Linked DNA regions of Homo sapiens: region 1 is linked to region 2. A link is a loop called in an ENCODE intact Hi-C map of the cell type or tissue named here. Cell type or tissue: mammary epithelial cell. All regions are shown on one strand. Links, peaks and the distances in the headings refer to the core of each region. The heading gives the core; the rest is flanking DNA.

Region 1 (10,278 bases), core at 1,502-9,501, 51 kb after region 2:
CTAACATGGAGAAACCCTGCCTCTACTAAAAATACAAAAATTAGCTGGATGTGGTGGTGTGTACCTGTAATTCCAGCTACTTGGGAGGCTAAGGCAGAAGAATTGCTTGAATCCAGGAGTCAGAGGTTGCAGTGAGCTGAGATCGCACCATTGCACTCCAGCCTGAGTAACAGAGCTGTCAAAAACTAACTAACTAAATAAATAACTTCAATTAGAGACTATAAAAAAGAAAAAATAAAATGAAATAAAAATAGCTGGGATGGTGGTGCGCTCCTGTAGTCCTAGGTACAGGAGGCTGACAGGGGAGGATCACCTGAACCCAGGAGCTTGAGGCTGCAGTGAGCTAGAATTGCACTCCTGCACTCCAATCTGGCTACAGACCAAGACCCCAGGTCTAAAATAAAAATAAAAGTTTGTACCTGGAAATGAGAAAACTGGATTAGATCATCTCAAATATCTAAACATCTAAGGTGGCTAAACATAGTATTGGGTGGCCGAGGGTAATGCAATTTCTGTTTCTGATTTGGACAAAGAAGCCTACAGTAAGAATGAATTTAGGGGGAAATTTTCAAAAAAAAAATCTCTTTGGAAAAGTAAATGCAGTTCTCTTTGAGAAAAGGCACCTAGTTTGAGTATCCGCTGGAAATGCGAGTGGGTCAAGGAATGAGTGACTTTCAGCTAAAGAGAGTTATCAAGAAGCCAGGCGTGGTGGCTCATGCCTGTAATCCCAGCACTTTGGGAGGCTAAAACAGACAGACCACTTGAGATCAGGAGTTTGAGACCAGCCTGGCCAACATGGTGAAACCCCATCTCCACTAAAAATACAAAAAATTAGCCGGGCGTGGTGGCGGGTGCCTGTAATTCCAGCTACTCGGGAGGCTGAGGCACAAGAATCGCTTGAACTTCGGAGGTGGAGGTTGCAGTGAGCCAAGATCACACCACTGCACTCCAGCATGGGTGACAGAGCGAGATTCCATCTCGAAAAAAAAAGTCATCAAGACAAAACTCCACAGCTGTCTTGTTCAGGCTCAGGGAACAGGGAAGAGGGGACAGGGGTCTGAAGCTTCTGACCATGAAGTGCACTTATCTGCCTCTGAGATCATCCATTAAGCAGGCTGGGTTCTTAGTAGGGAAGGCCTGAGCCTGTTTGCCAGTCCTGCGGGGCATTAACAGGGGTCACACTTACCTAATGCTTATCATTTTCAAATGCCTTTCATTTATATTTCCTCTAGGATGAGGACGATACTTTACTTGTGCGTAAATATATTTCCTTCTTTTAATTTTGTTTGGAATGTCATATCTGTTAATGAATTTAAATTAGTGATGAATTAGTATTTCTGTTGATAGTTGATGGACAGTCAATTTTATAGGAGAACCTAATTGACCAACCTGGGTCATAGTTGTATATTTTCAGCTCCTGACTTTCTGGTGCCACCAGTTGGAGTTACTAGTGCCCTCCTGGGAGGAAAGAGTTAACAAGCAGATCTGGTAGCCTACTCCTTGCATATATCAGGGTACCATGATTGACCATTGGCCAACTCTGGGAATGTGGCCCTTGGAATGTTCTTTGTGATAGTTAGTGATTGGTGATTTTCTCATACACACCAGGAGCAATGGACTGTGCCAGATCAGATGGTGAAATTTCTTCACACAAACATCAGAAATGAGTGGCCGGGCGTGGCGATTCACACCTGTGATCCCAGCACTTTGGGAGGCAGAGGCTGAGGCTGGAGGATCACTTGAGGTCAGGGATAGAGACCAGCATGGCCAACATGGTGAAACCCCATCTCTACTAAGAAAAATACAAAAATTAGCCTGGTGTGTCATGCGCCTGTAATCTCAGCTACTCGGGAGGCTGAGGCAGGAGAAGCACTTGAACCCAGGAGGCAGAGGTTGCAGTGAGCCGAGATCACGCCACTGCACTTTAGCCTGGGTGACGGAGTAAGACTCTGTCTCAAAAAAAAAAAAAAAAAAAATCAAGATTGAGGATGGGCACCTAGATTCTGTGTTGGGTTCTCAATTTTGGTTGCCATGGCTGGTTGCTAAGAGAATATGCGTATGTGACCATCCTCTCCCAGTAAACCTTGCACCCTGATACTCCAGTGGGTTTCCCTGGATAGAGATATTCCACACACGTTCCTGTAGTGTAGTTTTGCTGCCAGAAAAAGAAAGCACTCCTGTGGTCTCGGACAGGGAAGGACATCCGAAGCCTGTGTGAGACCTCTCTGGACTCCTCCATTGCATGTCTATTTCCTGCTTGCTTTTATTCTGTATCATTGGCTGTAATAAATCTGAGCCATGAGTATAATTTCCTATTGAGTCTTGGAGCTCTCTAGCAAGTTACTAAATTTAGGGAAGTGGTGTGCCTCAGCATATCCCCCTAAATCTCTGTCTTAGCTGTAGAGAGAACAGTAATACTTTTCCTGGTTTCTCCTACAACCCTAACTTGACAAAAATTAAGTCCCTACTCCAGTTTTGAGACCACTAATTTCTCTAAACCTGTTCTTTAAAAAAATTTCTTTAAGGCAACATTTTTAGCTCTGAGATTTAAGTTAAGTGGAGCTGCTGATACAGCTCCAATGAGTGAAGGAACACCAGGTTCTTCCTCTCAAGTTGAATTAGAAAAAACGGCAGGGACACACGTGGAGTAGTTTTAATGACTGGAGAGTTTAATAGGCAAGAAGGAAGGGAGAAGACAGAAGGAAGACCCTCCCCCATACAGAGACAGAGGGAGGGGGGCCTCTAAAGCCAAAAGAGGAAACCCCACCTGCCACGGATACCAGCCAGGTATATATACAGAGGCTGGAGGAGGTGGTGTCTGATTTACATAGGGCTCAGGGGATTGGTTTGGCCAGGCATGTCATTCACGTAGCCCGTGAAAAAGCTGGCTCTCCCACCCTAGCTTTTTAATATGCAAATACAGGGTGCCATGATGTTCTACACATGTGGGGATATGCGGGGGCGGCCATATTGCCAGGAACATGTGGGGCAAGGGCAAGAAGGCTGCAGGAATGGCCATGTTTGGGTGGACCCAGTTTCTAATGGCCATCATTTGCTTATCAAAGGTTGCCAGCCTGGCTCTAAGAGCTGGGGCTTTACAAGAAACTTTTCCAGAGATGCTTTAAAAAACGAAAACTTCCAAAGGACCCCTTTTGTCTCTATCTGACTAAAATAATTTCTTTTCTTGTTTTTTTGTTATTTGGTTTTTATTTCATAATCATAAACTTAACTCTGCAATCCAGCTAGGCATGGGAGGGAACAAGGAAAACATGGAACTGCAGCAAGAGCACAAAGATTCTAGGATACTGCGAGCAAATGGGGTGGAAGGGTGTTCTCCTGAACTACAGAAGGAATGGTCTGGTGGTTAAGATAAAACACAAGTCAAACTTATTCGAGTTGTCCACAGTCAGCAATGGTGATCTTCTTGCTGGTCTTGCCATTCCTGGACCCAAAGCGCTCCATGGCCTCCATAATATTCATGCCTTCTTTCACTTTGCCAAAGACCACATGCTTGCCATCCAACCACTCAGTCTTGGCAGTGCAGATGAAAAACTGGGAACCATTTGTGTTGGGTCCAGCATTTGCCATGGACAAGATGCCAGGACCTGTATGCTTTAGGATGAAGTTCTCATCTTCAAATTTCTCCCCATAGATGGACTTGCCACCAGTGCCATTATGGCGTGTGAAGTCACGACCCTGATACATAAACCCTGGAATAATTCTGTGAAAGCAGGAACCCTTATAACTAAATCCTTTCTCTCCAGTGCTCAGAGCACGAAAATTTTCTGCTGTCTTTGGGAACTTGTCTGCAAACAGCTAAAAGGAGACGCGGCCCAAGGGCTCGCCGTCGATGGCAATGTCGAAGAACACGGTGGGGTTGACCATGCCTAATAATACAAGGTTTTCCTCGGCAGCAGCGTCTGTCTGGCTCCATCACCAAGGCTGGAGTGCAGTGGCACAATCTCGGCTCACTGCAACCTCCACCTCTCGGGTTCAAGCAATTCTGCTGTCTCAGCCTCCCGAATAGCTGTGACTAAAGATGCCTGCCACCATGCTCAGCTAATTTTGTATTTTTCAGTAGAGATGGGGTTTCACCTTGTTGGTCAGGCTGGTCTGGAACTCCTGACCTCCAGTGATCCACCTGCCTCGGCCTCCCAAAGAGCAGGGATTATAGGCTGTGAGCCACCGCACCCAGCCAATAATTTCTTAATAACTCCTACAACACTGCCAGATAAAAAGAACCAAATAAATGAAAATAAGAAATGACAAAATAGGCCAGGCATGGTGGCTCATGCCTGTAATCTCAGCACTTTGGGATGCCGAGGTGGGTGGATCACTGGAAGCCAGGAGTTGTAGACCAGCCTGGCCAACATGGTGAAACCCCGTCTCTACTTTAAAAAAAAAAAAAAAAATTAGCTGGGCGTGGTGGTGGGCACCTGTAATCCCAGCTACTCTGTAGACAGAGGGAGGAGAATCACTTGAACCCAGGAGGTGGAGGTTGCCGTGAGCCAAGATCTTGCCACTGCACTCCAGCCTGGGTGACAGAGCAAGACTCTGTCTAAAAAAAAAAAAAAAAAAAATAGGAAATGACAAAACAGACAAGGAAGGAAGAAAAGATGCAGCAAAGCCTCTTTGGAGGTCAAAGTTCCATCTGATAAGTCTCCATATTCCCATGCTGTTCACTTTTTGGACACTGGGTGTCTTTATCCAGAAAGCAGAAAAAATTCTACCAGGAAAAGAGCATGCTTGAATAGTGTAAGTAAATGAATAAAAAAAAAAAAAGGCACCCAACACTACTAGCCTTTGACAAGGTTCTGAAAGTAAGTCAGAAAAGGAGGCGTGAGAGTAATTGAGTTGCCTTCATAGGCTTTTGTGTTTGAAATAACTGCAAGAGTATTGATTACCTCCTTCAGTCAACATTCTTGTGAAAGTTCTCATTCTGCATCCCTGCTGGGCGAGAGGCCATTTCTCCCAAGGTAGCTGGGGCATCGTTATTGATGAAGTGGACTTCAAGTGACTAGTTAGGAAAGTCCTCAGGGTTCCTTTCCCAGCCGCCTGGACCCAGGCTTGTGGACAGAGCAGGAGGCAGACCAAAGCCTTTCTTCCTCTTGCCCTCAGAGGAGTGGGGATATTTAGTTTCTTCTGTAGATTGAATGTTTAAGTCCCCTCAAAATTCACATGTCGAAGCTGGGCACAGTGGCTCACACCTGTAATCCCAGCACTTTGGGAGGCCAAGGCAGGCAGATCATCTGAGGTCAGGAGTTCAAAACCAGCCTGGCCAACATGGTGAAACCCTGGCTCTACTGAAAATACAAAAATTCACCCAGCGTGGTGGTGCACGCCTGTAATCCCAGCTACTCGGGAGGCTGAGGCAGGAGAATCACTTGACTCCGGGAGATGAAGGTTGCAGTGAGCAGAGATAGTGCCACTGCACTCTAGCCTGGACAACAGAGCAAGACTGTGTCTAAAAAAAAAAAAAAAAAAAAAAAAAAATTCACATGTTGACACCTAATCCCTAATGTGATTGTATTGTAGGTGTGGAGGTGATAAATTTCTATTTATCTTGCACCTCCCAAAGGTGATTAGGTCATAAAGGTGGAGTCCTCATGAACAGGATGAGTGCTCTTACAGAAGAGGCTTCGTGGACCACAGAGAATGCAAACACTATATGATGTGGTCTCTGTCCCAAAAAGCTTATGATACAGTTATCAGCATCACGGTCACTGTTCTCACTGCTTTCTACGGAGTTCTTACATCCGAGGCAATGTGGGGATCCACTGATTCATGTAACTCACATGATCATGGAAGAAGGTGCCTGATATGTGAGTCCTAGAACTCCTCATTCTGTATTGCTCTCTCTCTTTTAATGAAGCTTCCATTTCTAGACTACTCCTCTCTGGCTTTTCTCCTATTGCATCTCCATGAAATGTTAACAGAAACAACTCTTTTGCTTCTCATCATCAGCTTGTGAGGAGGCATGACAGAAGTGACACATTCATAACAAAGAAGATGGGAGAAGACTAAAAGATGTAAAGAAATAAAGTACCTATTGCAGTGCTTGGCACAGAACAGTTTCTAGAAAAATATTAGTTCCCTTTTTTTTCTTTTGTTTCACTGTGTCTGCACTAATAATTAGTGCCACTAGATGGCAACTTTTGGTCTAAAAACTACCCAGACAATCACTTTCAAATCTTAAAATACTTTTTGGGTTCTCTGTAACTGTATTCCACAGTGACTTTTAATGTAACAAAGTAAGAAAAATCTATTTGGGTTCCAAATAATGGAAAATGTAAATAAGTGAGCAGCAAAGTGCTCTTTGGGCAGAAAAACTGTCTAATGCTATGTCCTGGCCAGAATTTGGCATATAATTCTGCTTAAGAGTATTAATTATTGTGACTACTACTTAAGCACACTGAATGTTAAATTTCTATTTATCTTGCAGGATTCTCAGCATTCCCTGGTGACAATGCTTGTTTCATATTTAGGAGCTCCCCATATTTGCAGCAATCTATTCTTAGAAATAATTTTTTTGGAGAGTTCACTGGCCACAGATCACTCAGATACTGTTCCCCAAGAATTGAAAGGACAGAATCCTCAGCAAGCATTTTTTAAATTATTTACTTTCATTGCTATATAAGAGTTGTATATATTTGCTCAGTAAACTCTTGCAGGAGAATTTAGAGTAACATTTCAGCCTTTTCTCTCAAGTTTGTGATTTTAAAAATGGCTGGAAACATTTATTGAGCACTTATTGTACTGCCAGTTATTATGTTGCATATTATATAATAATCCTATGATAAGTTGGTGGAATTTTTATTTTTTCCAACCAATTTATGTTTATTCCAAAATTGCGAAGTTGGTTAAATATTTGAGAAACAAACAATGTAACTTATGTACTAAGAGAATAAAGGAGGAAAATTGTATAATTTACTCATTAGATACAGGAAAGTCTCCACCAAAATTCAATACTCATTCAAAGTAAAAACTCATTGCAAACTGTGAATAGACGGAAACTTCTGGCTGGGGGCAGTGGCTCATGCCTATAATCCCAGCACTTTGGGAGACCAAGGCAGGTGGATCACCTGAGGTCAGGAGTTCGAGACCAGCCTGGCCAACATGGCAAAACCCCATCTCTACCAAAAATACAAAAAATTAGCTGAGTGTGGTGGTGCACACCTATAATCCCAGATACTCAGGAGTCTGAGGTGGGAGAATGGCTTGAACCAAGCAGGTGGAAGTTGCAGTGAGCCGAGATTGCACCACTACACTCCAGCTTGGGTGACTGGTCTCAAAAAATAATAATAATAAATTTATTAATAATAAAATTAAAAATTAAAAACATCTTTGAATCAAAGGACACTATCAACAGAGTGAAATAATAATAAAATTAAATTTAAAAACAAACTTTAATTTGGTAATGGGTATCTGCAAAAAACCCTACATTAAATCTTACTAATTTTTTGGTAATTAAAGGCAATTTTAATAGAAAACTTGCTATTCTATTATTTTTCCCAATACAGTATTTTTTTTTAATTATGGTAAAATATAATGAACATAAAACTTACCATTTTAGCCATTTTAAGCGGCATTAAGGTACATTCACATTGTTGTACAACCATCATTGCCGTCCATCACCAGACATTTTCATCTTCCCAAACTAAAACTCTGTACCCATTAAACAACAGCTCGATTCCCTCAGTTTCCCAGGCTCTGGAAATCACCATTCTGCTTTCTGTCTCTATGACTTTGTCTACTCCAGGGACCTCATATATGTGGAATCATACAGTATTTTGTGACTAGCTTATTTCACTTAGTCCTGTAGCTTATTTCACATAGGATAATGTCCTCAAATTTCATCCACATTGTAGTATGTGTCAGAATGTACTTCCTTTTTAAGGCTGAATAATATTCCATGGTAGGTATATATCACAATTTGTTTATCTACTCATCCATCAATGGACATTTGGGTTGCTTCTACCTTTTGGTTATTGTGAATAATGGTGCTATGAATATAGGTATACAAATATCTCTCCAAGGCCCTACTTTTGATTATTTTGGGTGTATACTCAGAAAGAAAACTGCCAGATAATGTGGTAGTTCTATTTTCAATTTTTTGAGGAGCCGTCATGCGATTTTCCACAGTGGCCGCACCACTTTACATTTTTACCAGCAGTGTAGGAGGGTTCCACATTCACCATTTCTTGCCAACACTTGTTATTTTTTGCTTTTTGTGTTTGTGATTTTTGTTTGTTTGTTTGTTTTTGAGAGCAGCCATTCTAATATGTATGAGGTGGTATCTCATGAGGTGGTTTCGCTTTGGATTTCCCTAATGATTAGCAATACTGAGCATCTTTTCATGTGCTTATTGGCCATTTGTGTATCTTCTTTGAAGTTCTTTGCCAATTTTTAAATTGGGTTGTTTTGTTGTTGAGTTGTGAGAGTTCTTTATATATTCTAGCTATTAACTCCTTATTAGATATATGATTTGCAAATGCTTTATCCCATTCCATGGGTTTTTGGCTTTTCACTCTGTTGATAGTGTCCTTTGATTCAAATAAGTTTTTAATTTTGATGTAATCCAATTTATGTCTTTTTTATTGTTGTCTGTGTGTTGGTGTTATATCCAAAAAGTCACTGCCAGATCTTATGTCATGAAGATTTTCTTGTATGTTTTCTTCTAAGAGTTTTATAGTTTTAGGTCTTATATTTATGTTTTTGATCTATTTTGAGTTAATTTTGTATATGAGTCCTACTTCATTTTTTTTGTATGTGGATATCCAGTTTTCCCAACATCAATTTTTGAAAAGACTGTCCTTTCTCCATTGAATGGTCTTGTCATCCTTGTTGAAAATCATTTGACCATATATGCAATGGTTTATTTTGGGGCTGTCTACCCCATTCCATTGGTCTATATGTCTTTTTTTTAATGCCAGTACCACACTGTTTTGATTATTGTAGCTTTGTTGAAATCAGGAGGGGGCGAGTCCTCCAGCTTTGTTCTTTTTTAAGATTGTTTTCAGCCAGGTGCGGTGGCTCACACCTGTAATCCCAGCACTTTGGAAGGCCGAGGCAGGCGGATCACGAGGTCAGGAGTTTGAGACCAGCCTGCCCAACATGGTGAAACCCCATCTCTACTAAAAATACAAAAATTAGCTGGGCATGGTGGTGTACACCTGTAATCTCAGCTACTCAGGAGGCCGAGGCAGGGCAATTGCTTGAAACTGGGAGGCGGAGGTTGCAATGAGCCCAGATGGTGCCACTGCACTCCAGCCTGGGTGACAGAGTGAGACTTCATCTCAAAAAAAGGAAAAGACTGTTTTGGCTATTTGGGGTCCCTTGAGATTTCATATTAATTATAATTTTAGTATGGATTTTTCTATTTCTGCAAAAAATATCATTGGGATTTGGATAGGATTTGAACCTGTGGATTGCTTTGCATAGTATAAACATCTTAACAACAGTAAGTCATACATTCTATGGACATGAGACCTTTTTCTATTTATTTGTGCCCTAATTTTATTCACCAATGTTTTATAGTTTTTATTGTACAAGTCTTTCGTCTCCTTGATTAAGCTTATTCTAAGCATTTTATTCTCTTCGATACTATTATAAATAAAATAGTTTTGGCCAGGTGCAGTGGCTCACACCTGTAATCCCTTTGGGATTACAGCCTGTAAACTTTGGGAGGCTGAGGCAAGTGGATCATGAGGTCAAGAGATCAAGGCCATCCTGGCCAACATGGTGAAACCCCGTCTCTACTAAAAATACAAAAATTAGCTGGGCGTGGTGGCACGTGCCTGTAATCCCAGCTACTCTGGAGGCTGAGGCAGGAGAATCACTTGAACCCAGGAGGCGGAGGTTGCAGTGAGCTGAGATCGCGCTACCGCATTCCAGCCTGGCAACAGAGCGAGACTCTGTCTCAAAAAAATAAATAAATAAATAAAATAAAAATAAATAAATAAAATAGTTTTTAAAATTTATCTTATCAGATTGTTAATTCTTGGCATATAGAAATGTAACTGACTTTGCATGTTGATTTTTTATCCTGCAACTTTGCTACATTCATGTATCAGTTCTAATAATTTTCAGAAATATTTAGGGTTTTCTTTTTTTTTTTTTTTTTGAGTTTCGCTCTTGTTGCCCAGGGTGGAGTGCAATGGCGCGATCTCAGCTCACTGCAACCTCCACCTCCCAGGTTCAAGCAATTCTCCCACCTCAGCCTCCCGAGTAGCTGGGATTACAGGCATGAGCCACCACGCCCGGCTAATTTTGTATTTT
Region 2 (10,278 bases), core at 1,139-9,138:
TTCATTTAAAAATATACAGAGTCCTCATTTTTCAGCAGTGAGTAAATTGAGGCCTCAGCGATTTTGGAGGAAAGAGAAATGCAAAGCCAGCAATTGTTTGTTAAAGAACGATTAGAAATGGCTAGGAGATAGTGAGTGAGATTGATAGTGTGGTGGAGATAGCTGGGGAGAGGTAGTAGGTGGCATAAGAATGGGAACGAGAATAAGAGTGAGTATAAAAGTAAACAATAGGACTTCATCGGGATGAAAGTGTTGGAGTGTGTCCTGTCAGCAAAGATCATCTATCCACTCCAAGAGGGAGTCAAGAGTGGAGGATTGGGGATAGATATTCATGATGGAAAGGAAATGAGAGGATTTAAGAGGTGGGCGAACGGCTTGTAACCTACATGGAAGAGGTTATGAAATGACAACAGAATAGAATGGGCCTGTGAGGCTGGAAGGAGATATTTTCCTTGGTTCAAGAACCATTTGCCTTGTGTGGGAAGAGATTGATAGGTGGAAACTTCAGTGGGAGAGTAAAGAGGAGTGACCAATGAGAAGGAGAAAAACTGGTCATGAGGGACAGAAGTTGGAAGCTAGCTGCTTCTTTAGCTACCTTATCAGCATAAGTGTTGCCCTGAGTGATGAGATCTGATGCCTTTTGATGGCCCTTGCAGTGAATGACTCCAGCTTCCTTTGGAAGTAAAGCGGCTTTGAAAAGAGTTTTTATTAAAAAGGCATTGATGATGGAGGACCCTTGCATAGTGAGGAAATTTATTTCTGCCCATATAACAGCATGATGGTGCAGGATATGCAAGGCATATTTAGAGTCAGTATAAATATTGATGCGTAGTCCCTTTGCAAGAGTGATGGCCCCAGTTAAGGCAATGAGTTTGGCTTACTGAGAGGTAGTGGAGGGGGGCAGAGCAGTAGCCTCAATGATAGACATGTAAGATACTATAGCATAGCCTGCCTTTGCTGGTGAGTGGCAATTAGGCCTGGTGGAACTGCCATCAATAAACCAAGTGTGATCAGGGTGAGGAACAGGAAAGAAGGAAATATGGGGAAATGGAGTGAATGTCAGGTGGATCAGAGAGATACAGTCATGGGGGTCAGGTGTGGTATCCAGAATAATGTGGGAGGCCGGATTGAAGTCTGGGCCAGGAACAATGGTAATTGTGGGAGACTCAACAAAGACTGAGTATATAGCTGAAGGTGCTAGGGGGCAGAAAGTATATGCATCAAGTGTGAGGAGGAAAATAGATTTTGAAAGTTATGGGAACTGTAGAGAGTTAAGTGGAGCATAGCTTGTGATTTTGAGGGCCTCTAAAATTATTAAAGCAGCGGCAGCTGCCACACACAGACATGAGGGCTATGCTAAATCAGTTAGGTCAAGTTGTTTGGACAGAAAGGCTACAGGGCACGGTCCCGGCTCTTGTGTAAGAATTCTGACCGCACAGCCCTGTACTTCGGCTGTGTGTAATAAAAAGGGTTGGGATGAGTTAGGGAAAGCTAGTGTGGGAGCAGCTTTTAGGGCTGTTTTTTAAGGAATGGAAAGGGGAGTGGGGAAAGGATTTAGGATTTATGGGGTCAGCTAGGTTTATCTAGACTGGGTTGTGGAGGGAGGTATTGAGGATAGGAGAGTATATGGGTTTGGCACCAAGGGGTGGATAAGCCAGACAATTTGGTTGATAAGGCACAGATCCTGAACTAAGCTGTAAGACTTGTCTGGTTTTTGGTCAGGTAAAATGGGGGAATTGTAAGGAGAGTTTATAGGCTTTAAAAGGCCATGCTGTAATAGGCAAGTGATAACAGGCTTTAATCCTTTTAAAGCATACTGTGGGATGGGATATTGGCATTGAGCAGGGTAAGGGTGATTAGGTTTTAATGGGATGGTAAGGGGTGCATGATCGATCGTCAAGGAGGAGTAGAAGTGTCCTATACTTGTGGATTAAGGTGGGGAGATACAAGGAGAGGATGTGAAGGAGGCTTTGAACTGGGAGAAAAGGCAGCAATGAGGTGTGGTTGTAGCCCAGGAATAATCAGGGAAGCAGATAATGTAGTTAAAATGTCTCCACCTAATAAGGGAACTGGGCAGATGGGGATAACTAAAAAAGAGTGCATAAAAGAATGTTGTCCAAGTTGGCACCAGAGTGGGGGAGTTTTAAGGGGTTGTGAAGCTTGGCCGTCAATACCCACAACAGTTATGGGGGGCAAGGGAAACAGGCCCTTGAAAAGAAGGTAATGTGGAGTGGGTAGCCTCCGTATTGATTAAGAAGGGGACCCACTTACCCTCCACTGTAAGAGTTACGCAAAGCATCTGTGATGGTCCTATAGTCTTCCAAGGCAATCAGGCAGTGTCAGTCTTCAGCTGCTAAGCCGAGAAGATCTGGGAGGGAGTCAGTCAGAGAGCCTTGGGCCAGAGTTCCAGGGGCTCTGGGAGTGGCTGTGGGGTTGGACAGTCGGATTTCCAGTGGGGTCCTGCACAGATGGGACATGGCTTAGGAGGAATCCCGGGCTGCAGACATTCCTTGGCCTAGTGGCCAGATTTCCAGCACTTGAAGCAAGATCCTGGGGGAGGCGGTCCTGGAGGAACAGCTGGCCACTGCGGTTCAGACGTTTTGGAATTCTTGTGTGCTGGAGATGTGGCTGGAGTTTCTCTCACAGTGGAGGCAAGTAATTGCAACTCAGAAATACGTGGCTACTTGGCTGCCTCTACTCTATTATTGTACACCTTGAAGGTGAGGTTAATTATGTCCTGTTGTGGGGTTTGAGGGCCGGAATCTAATTTTTGGCACTTGTTCTAATGTTGGGAGTGGATTGGGTAATAAAATGTATATTGAGAATAAGACAGCCTTCCTCTGGTGTCTAGGACAGTAAAGTGTCTAAGGGTTGTTGCCAAACGGGCCATGAACTGGGCTGGGTTTGTATATTTGATGAAAAAGAGCCTAAATGCTAACTGATCTGGGAGAGGTCAGAAAAAGAAAAAAGGAGCATTAACCTTGACTATGCCTTTAGCTCCAGCCACCTCCTTAAGAGGAAATTGTTGGGCAGGTGGAGGAGGGCTAGTCGCGCAACAAAACTGTAGGCCAGACCAGGTATGAGGAGGGGAGATAATAGAAAGATTATAGGGAGGGGGAGCAGAGGCTGAGGAAGAATTGGGACCTGGCTAGGCCTGGCGAGGAGCAGCCTGGGGAGAAGGGGAGAGGTCGGATGAGTCCGTAGAAAAGAAGGATTCAAAGGACTCAGAGCTTCGGGTGGAAACTGAACGAACAGACAGGAAAGAAAGAAGAAAGATTTGAGACAAGTCACATTGGGAGCTTTTCACACAGGCTAAGGGAGAAGAAGGGGAAATGGAGGGCGGAAGGTTGCCCATAGTGAAGGAGGTAAGTTTAAAGAGAAAGGTAGAGACACAGAGAAGGGGGTGGGTGAGCAGCCAAAGCAGGCGTCCCCGCAATTGACTTGCCACCAAGGGAATGTGGGTGAATGACCAAGGCAGGCGTCCCCGTGGTGATCAGACACCAATGAAATGTGGGTGAATAATCAGGCAGGCGTCCCCGCAGTGATTAAACACCAAGGGAAGACTGTCTTCCCGAGTCCGTGACCGGCGCCGGAGTTTCGGGTCCACGGATAAAATGTGTCTCCTTTGTCTCTACTAGAGAGGGAAAATAACTGGAATTGGAAGGACAGGGAGATTGAAGGGTAGCGAGAGAGGAAGATTGAAGGGTAGCAAGAGAGGCTGAAGACGAGTGAAAACACCGCTTACCAGATTTGAAATTGGTGAGATGTTCCTTGGGCTGGTTGGGCTGAGGACCTGAGGTCGTAGGTGGATCTCCCTAGGGAGTGAGGGCGAGGACAGGGGACCGGTCTCCCGAAGGAGTCCTCCTGTCCCGGGTCTTCGGCACCAAATGTCACGCGGGTCCGTGTGAAGAGAGTCCACCAACAGGCTTTGTGTGAGCAACAAGGCTGTATATTTCACCTGGGTGCAGGCAGGCTGAGTCCAAAAAAGGAGTCAGCAAAGGGTGGTGGGATTATCATTAGTTCTTATAGGTTTGGGATAGGCATACAAAGTACCTTCTTAAGGGCTAGGGGAGAATATTACAAATTACCTTCTTAAGGGTGGGGCAGAATGTATGTATCAGTAAGGGTAGGGCAGGAACAAATCACAATGGTGGAATGTCATCAGTTAAGGCTATTTTCACTTCTTTTGTGAATCTTCAGTTGCTTCAGGCCATCTGGATGTATACATGCAGGTTACAGGGGATATGATGGCTTAGCTTGGGCTCAGAGGCCTGGCACCCACCTTTTTGGACAAACCAATGTACTTCTTAAATATATTGATTGATGTCTCATGTCTCCCTAAATGTGTAAAACCAAGCTGTGCCCCGACCCACCTTGGACACATGTCATCAGGACCTCCTGAGGCTGTGTCACAGTGTGCGTCCTTAGCTTTGGCAAATAAACCTCCTAAAATGAGACTTGTCTCATCATTTTTCTTGACTGACAGAAGCTACGCAAGACCATCTCTGCAGGCTGCTGGCAGTTCCTTGAAGAGTACAGCTTTGGGGGCTTCTTGCCAGGTGCAAAAAAACACATTCACGTTTTACAGTGTGTTAAGGATCTCTCCTGTGTTTTGTGCTCCTCCTGGTTCCACCTGACTCCCTAAGAGGCTCCAAGAGTTGAATTTGCTGGCCTATTTCGAGGGATGGCCTTGCAGAGCTCCTCATTTCCTTTCTATTTTGTCTCCTTTAACCCAGCCTGTTGCTCAACTCTTTCCCCAAATCCCCAGGAATAACCCAAGGAAGAGAAGAAAAAGAGCTGCCAGTTAAAGTCACTCCAGATTCCCAAGGCAACCTGTTCCCCTGCCCACCCCCCTGCCGCTCCCCGCGGGGAGGCAGTCCTGCCTAGCACCACAGCAGGAGAATCAGCTGTTTCCTGCCCAACCTCAGTGGCTCAGGCTGAGTCATCCTTTTCCCTGCCTGGGTCAAGGCGTGGCTTCTCCAATCCCTTACAAAATGCTTCCGCCCCAAAATGCTCAGGCCAGCCTGTTAAGGGCTGGAGAGCCAACTCATTCAGTGTCTCCTTTGAATTTCATGAATTAAAAATGACTGCACTTAAAGCCCCAAAGTGCCACTAACAGACCTGAGGTGAACCCTGTTGGCCTTTGGCAGAAACCAAACTGCCCACATGCATTAAGTCCAGCGGGAGGACTGGGGGTTGGCCAGGGCCTGGCCTCTCCGATGACTAAAGAGACATGTGAGCAAAACCAGCTGTGGTCAGCATCATTCTTTTTTTGAGATGGGATCTCACTCTGTCACCCAGGCTGGAGTGCAAAGGCGCAACTAGGGCTCACTGCAACCTTCATCTCCTGGGCTGAAACAATCCTCCCATCTCAGCCTCCCAAGTAGCTGGGACTACAGGCATGCGCCACCATGCTCAGCTCATTTTTTTTTTTTTTTTTTTTTTGTAGAGATAGGGTTTCGCCATAGGGTTTCGCCATGTTGACCAGGCCAGTCTCAAACTCCTGGCCTCAAGTGATCCACCTACCTCAGCCTCCCAAAGTGCTTGGATTACAGACTTGAGCCGCCACACCCAGCCATCATCAGTCTTGCTTGTTTATTCAAAATGTAGGTATGGGGTATCCGTTATGAACCCAGAAGCATCTGAGACAGGACTCAGTCAATTTAGAAAGCTTATCTTGCCAAGGTTAAGGATGCACCCATGACACACCTCAGGGGGTCCTGGTGACATGTGCCCAACAAGGTCGGGGCATAGCTTGCTTTTATACATTTGATGGAGACACGAGACATTAATCAATATGTCTAAGATGTGTATTGGTTCCATCTGGAAGGGCGGGACAACTTAAAGATGGGGCAGCTTCCAGGTCATAGATAGATTTTAAAATGTTCTGTTTGGCAATTGGTTGAAAAAGTTATTATCAACAGAAAGGAATGTTTGGGTTACGAAAAGGGGTTGTAGACACCAAGTTTTTATCATGCGGATGAAGCCTCTGGGTAGTAGGCTTCAGAGAGAATAGATTGTAAATGTTTCTTATCAGACTTAAGGTCTGTGTTAATGTTAATGTTGGTCAGCTTTTCCTGAATTCCAAAGACAGGAGGGGATCATGAGGCATGTCCAACGCCCCCTTCCATCATGGCCTGAACTAGTTTTTTCAGGTGAACTTTCAAATGCCATTGGCTGAAAGGAGGGATCCATTCAGATGGTTAGTGGGCTTTAGAATTTTATTTTTGGTTTGCACTGTGACACATTGCTCAGAACCAACTTAGCGCACCACTGAGGACACCTTTTGCCCCTCGTTTCCAGCACTCCACTTGGCTGGTTTTAAGGTGCTAAATTCTGGAAGGGTAGAGATTGTGTCTGTGTACCCCCATGGGTGACAAGCAGAGGGCCCTGCATGCAGTGGGTGCTCAATTGATGCTTATTACGAGAAGAGATACAAATGAATGGGGATTCTACTGATTCCTATTACTACTCAATAACTAACAAGAGCTTCACGGTACTTAGTAGCTCTTTGTACTCCTTCTCCAGTAAACTTAATTTCAGATCATCGGTGCTTATGCAAGTCCTGTTTGATAACTGGGAAGCCTGAAATTGAGTGAGGTCATCAGTTGGCTACCACTCAATCTGACAGAATAAAATTCAGTCTTCCTTGTTGGCACCTTGAAGCTTTATTGTTTAGGAGGAGCAGAGATCTAAGAGGGAAATGAATGTCATAGCCGGTCACTTGGGCTGGCTGATTCAAGCTTAACTGAAGGTGACCTGAGACAAGAAAATTGCATTTGTTTCTGTGGCTGCAGAATTTTTTCAGGGGCAGATGCACAGCCAAGGTGCAGGGCCTCTGGGGTCCTTAGGGATGGCTGTGTTTTTCATGAGAAGCCTGGAAAGGAAGAAGGACTGGGAAGTAAGTGGGGGTGAAATGAACAAACAAAACTAGGAAGCCACCCTGCGATGGGCACATGCCGGGGTTGGCCTCCATGCCTTCATCTCTGTCGGGAGGCACAGACGTCCCGGAGCCCCAGAGGTCCTGGAGCCCCAGACAACAGCACTTATCTTAAATATTTCCCAATACCTTCACACTCATGGAAACAGAAGAAATGTTTCAAGGAGGAGACAGTGACATCATGCTCACTTTTGCGTGTAGCTCCAAGTTGTGCTGCGCCCTTTATTGTCATTCTGCAAACTCCCACGCTTAGCTTTTCCCTTCAAGCCGGAGAGGTGGAGTAAGTGGATTCCTCTATGTCCAGATGGGACTCTGATTCTCTCTCTTTTTTGTTTTGCTTTTTGTTTGTTTGTTTGCTTGTTTGTTTTTTTGAGATGGAGTCTCGCTCTGTCACCCAGGCTGGAGTGCAGTGGCACGACCTCCATCCCCCAGGTTCAAGTGATTCTCCTGCCTCAGCCTCCCAAGTAGCTGAGATTACAGATGCCCACCACCATGCCCAGCTAATTTTTGTATTTTTAGTAGAGATGGGGTTTCACCATGTTGGCCAGGCTGGTCTTGAACTCCTGACCCCAGGTGATCCACCCACCTTGGCCTCCAGAAGTGCTGGGATTACAGGCGTGAGCCACCAGAACCAGCCTTTTTTTTTTTTTTTTTTGACACAGGGTCTCACTCTGTCACCTGGGCTGGAGTGCAGTGGCTCCATCAGGGTTCACTGCAGCCTTGACTTCCTGGGCTGAAGCCATCCTTCCACCTCAGCCTCCTGAGTAGCTGGGACTAGAGGCAACATCACCACACTGGCTATATTGCCCAGGCTGGTCTCAAACTCCTGGACTCAGGCGATCCTCCTGCCTTGGCCTCCCAAAGCGCTGAGATTACAGGCATGAGCCACCATGCCTGGACTGATTCTCTCTTTTTTTTTTTTTTTAGAGACAGAAACTCACTCTGCCGCCTGAGCTACAGTGCAGTGACACAATCATAGCTCACTGCAGCCTCAAACTCCTGGGCTCAAACTCCATAGCTTACTACCTCAGTCTCCCAAGTAGCTGGGACTACAGGAACACACTACCATACCCAGCTAATTTTTGTATTTTTTTGGTAGAGAAGGAGTCTCTCTTTATTGCCCAGGCTGGTCTTGAACTCCTGGTCATCCTCTTGCCTTGGCCTCCCAAAATGCTGAGATTACAGGTGTGAGCCACCGTGCCAAGCTAGGACTCTGATTCTTAAATGGCCACATTCATGAATCACTATTTTTGGAGAGTCATTGTTTAGCAGGTCATTATGCACAGATTTTCCAAAAACCCACCTGGAGAAAACCGCTCACACTATGGCCTTGAGCATTGATGTCATCAGCACATAGGCCAGAGGGACCAGCTGTGAGTAATGCCCATAACAAGGGAACTTTCCATCTCAGGGAGAAGTTAGGGCTTTGCAAGATGTCTTATGGATGACACACAACTTTTATCTTCATTAATTAAAAGCAGTAAGAGTTTAAATTATGATAGCAATAATAGTAATTGTATGTAGCACTTTTTCGAAGTCCTGAGATATTGCTGCATTCCCCTCCTTTAGCCCCAAGAAGAATCTATTCCTTCCTCTGTGTCCTTATTTAGAGCTTATCTCTGGGTGGCATGAAAGAGACAGAGCACACTAAACTTAAACCAGAAGTCCTGAGTTTGAATCCTCATCTATCACTTATTAGTTAGAAGGCCTAAAATATTCACTCAAAATTTTATTCTCTGAACCTTGGTTTGCTAATCCATACAATAAAGACAATCACAAAATTTATCTCAAAGAATCATTGTGAGGATTATATGAGGTCCCAAGCAAGAAGTCAGGCTTTCAAAAAATACTTGATGGAAGAAGGAATTACACTGTATCCTAATGAATCAATCAACGTGTCTCAACTGGAACTGGCTTCATGCCGGTGATGGGACAGGACTTACTCATCTTTGTATCCCTGGCACCCAGCAAGTGCCCAGCCCATAATAGGTGCTGAATAAATGTTATTGAATCTATGAATGAATGAGCCTTGTAACTCATGACACTACTAGGGCAACTAGTCTGGGCAGTGTTGTCAAGAGCTCTGCTGAGCTGGAGAGGGCTGAACTGCCGGGGGCTGCCGATTAAGACAGCAAACTGAAATGAAAGTGAGAGTCTTGGCCAGGTGCAGTGGCTCACCCGCAGCCTCGAACTCTTGGGCTCAAGTGATCCTCCCACCTCAGTCTCCCAAGTAGCTGGAACTATAAGAATGTACCACCACATTTGGCTACTTTTTGTATTTTTTATAGAGATGGGGTCTCATCATGTTGCTGATCTTGAACTTCTGGCGATCCTCCTGCCTTGGCCTCCCAAAGTGTTGGGATTACAGGCGTGAGCCACCGTGACAGGCTAGAACTCTGATTCTTTTTTTTTTTTTTTTTTTTTTGAGATGGAGTTTCACTCTTGTTGCCCAGGCTGGAGTGCAATGGTGCGATCTCGGCTCACTGTAACCTCCGCCTCCCGGGTTCAAGCTATTCTCCTGCCTCAGCCTCCCAAGTAGCTGAGATTACAGGCATGCACCACCACGCCTGGCTAGTTTTGTATTTTTCATAGAGACAGGGTTTCTTCATGTTGGTCAGGCTGGTCTCGAACTCCTGACCTCAGATGATCCACCTGCCTCGGCCTCCTGAAGGGCTGAAATTACAGGCGTGAGCCACTGCACCCAGCCAGAACTCTAATTCTTAAATGGCCTCATTAAAGAACCAGCGGTTTTGAGGGGCATTGCATTCATGGGGTCATTGTGCACTCATGCTTTAGGACATCAAGCTGGGGCGGTGGCTCATGCCTAGAAATCCCAGCCTTTTGAGAGGCCAAGACGGGAGGATCACTTGAGGCCAGAGGTTTTAGACCAGCCTGGGCAACATAGTGAGACCTCATCTCTACTAAAAATAAAAATAAATAAATAAATTAGCTGGGTGTGGTGGTGACAGGGCTTGGCACTCCTGCACTTCAGGACACCATCTGGTCAAGAATATTCCCTTTGGCTGGGTGCAATGGCTCATGTCTGTAATCCCAGGACTTTGAGAGTATGAGACAAGGAGACTGCCTGAGGCCAGGAGTTCAAGACCACCCTGGGCAGCATAGCAAGACTCTGTCTCTACAAAAAAAAAAATTAAAAATTAGCCAGGTGTGGTGACAAGCACCTGTAGTCCCAGCTACTCAGGAGGCTGAGACGGGAGGATCACTTGAGCCCGGAAGGTTGAGGTTGCAGTGAGCTGTGATTGTGCCACTGCACTCCAGCCTGGGTGATAGAGCAAGACCTTGTCAAATAAATAAATAAACCAAATAAAGCGAGAGTC

What was found. Hi-C counts contacts between places; a loop is a spot of excess contacts. Peaks named below come from ENCODE experiments on the same cell type or tissue, not always from the same donor. Only the 100,000 strongest peaks of a DNase experiment are listed, where the experiment ranks them.
Region 1: it touches region 2 in a loop (2.8-fold over the local background); 5 of 110 quality-filtered maps call a loop at or near these places.

What each region holds. Positions count from the first base shown.
Region 1 is chr10:32,184,933-32,195,210 of GRCh38, forward strand. It overlaps the pseudogene PPIAP31. Among named protein-coding and RNA genes, the nearest start is that of KIF5B, 130 kb to the left of the region's middle. In mammary epithelial cell, for the core only: CTCF peaks have their summits at 4,694 and 6,140 (motif pointing right); no DNase peak of the experiment used is centred there; H3K27me3 peaks cover 199 bases.
Region 2 is chr10:32,134,576-32,144,853 of GRCh38, forward strand. No RefSeq gene overlaps it. Among named protein-coding and RNA genes, the nearest start is that of KIF5B, 83 kb to the left of the region's middle. RefSeq lists an enhancer at 4,662-5,391 and silencers at 9,025-9,074, 9,115-9,184. In mammary epithelial cell, for the core only: a CTCF peak has its summit at 4,874; DNase peaks (open chromatin) are centred at 4,956, 8,286 and 8,936; H3K27ac peaks cover 2,995 bases.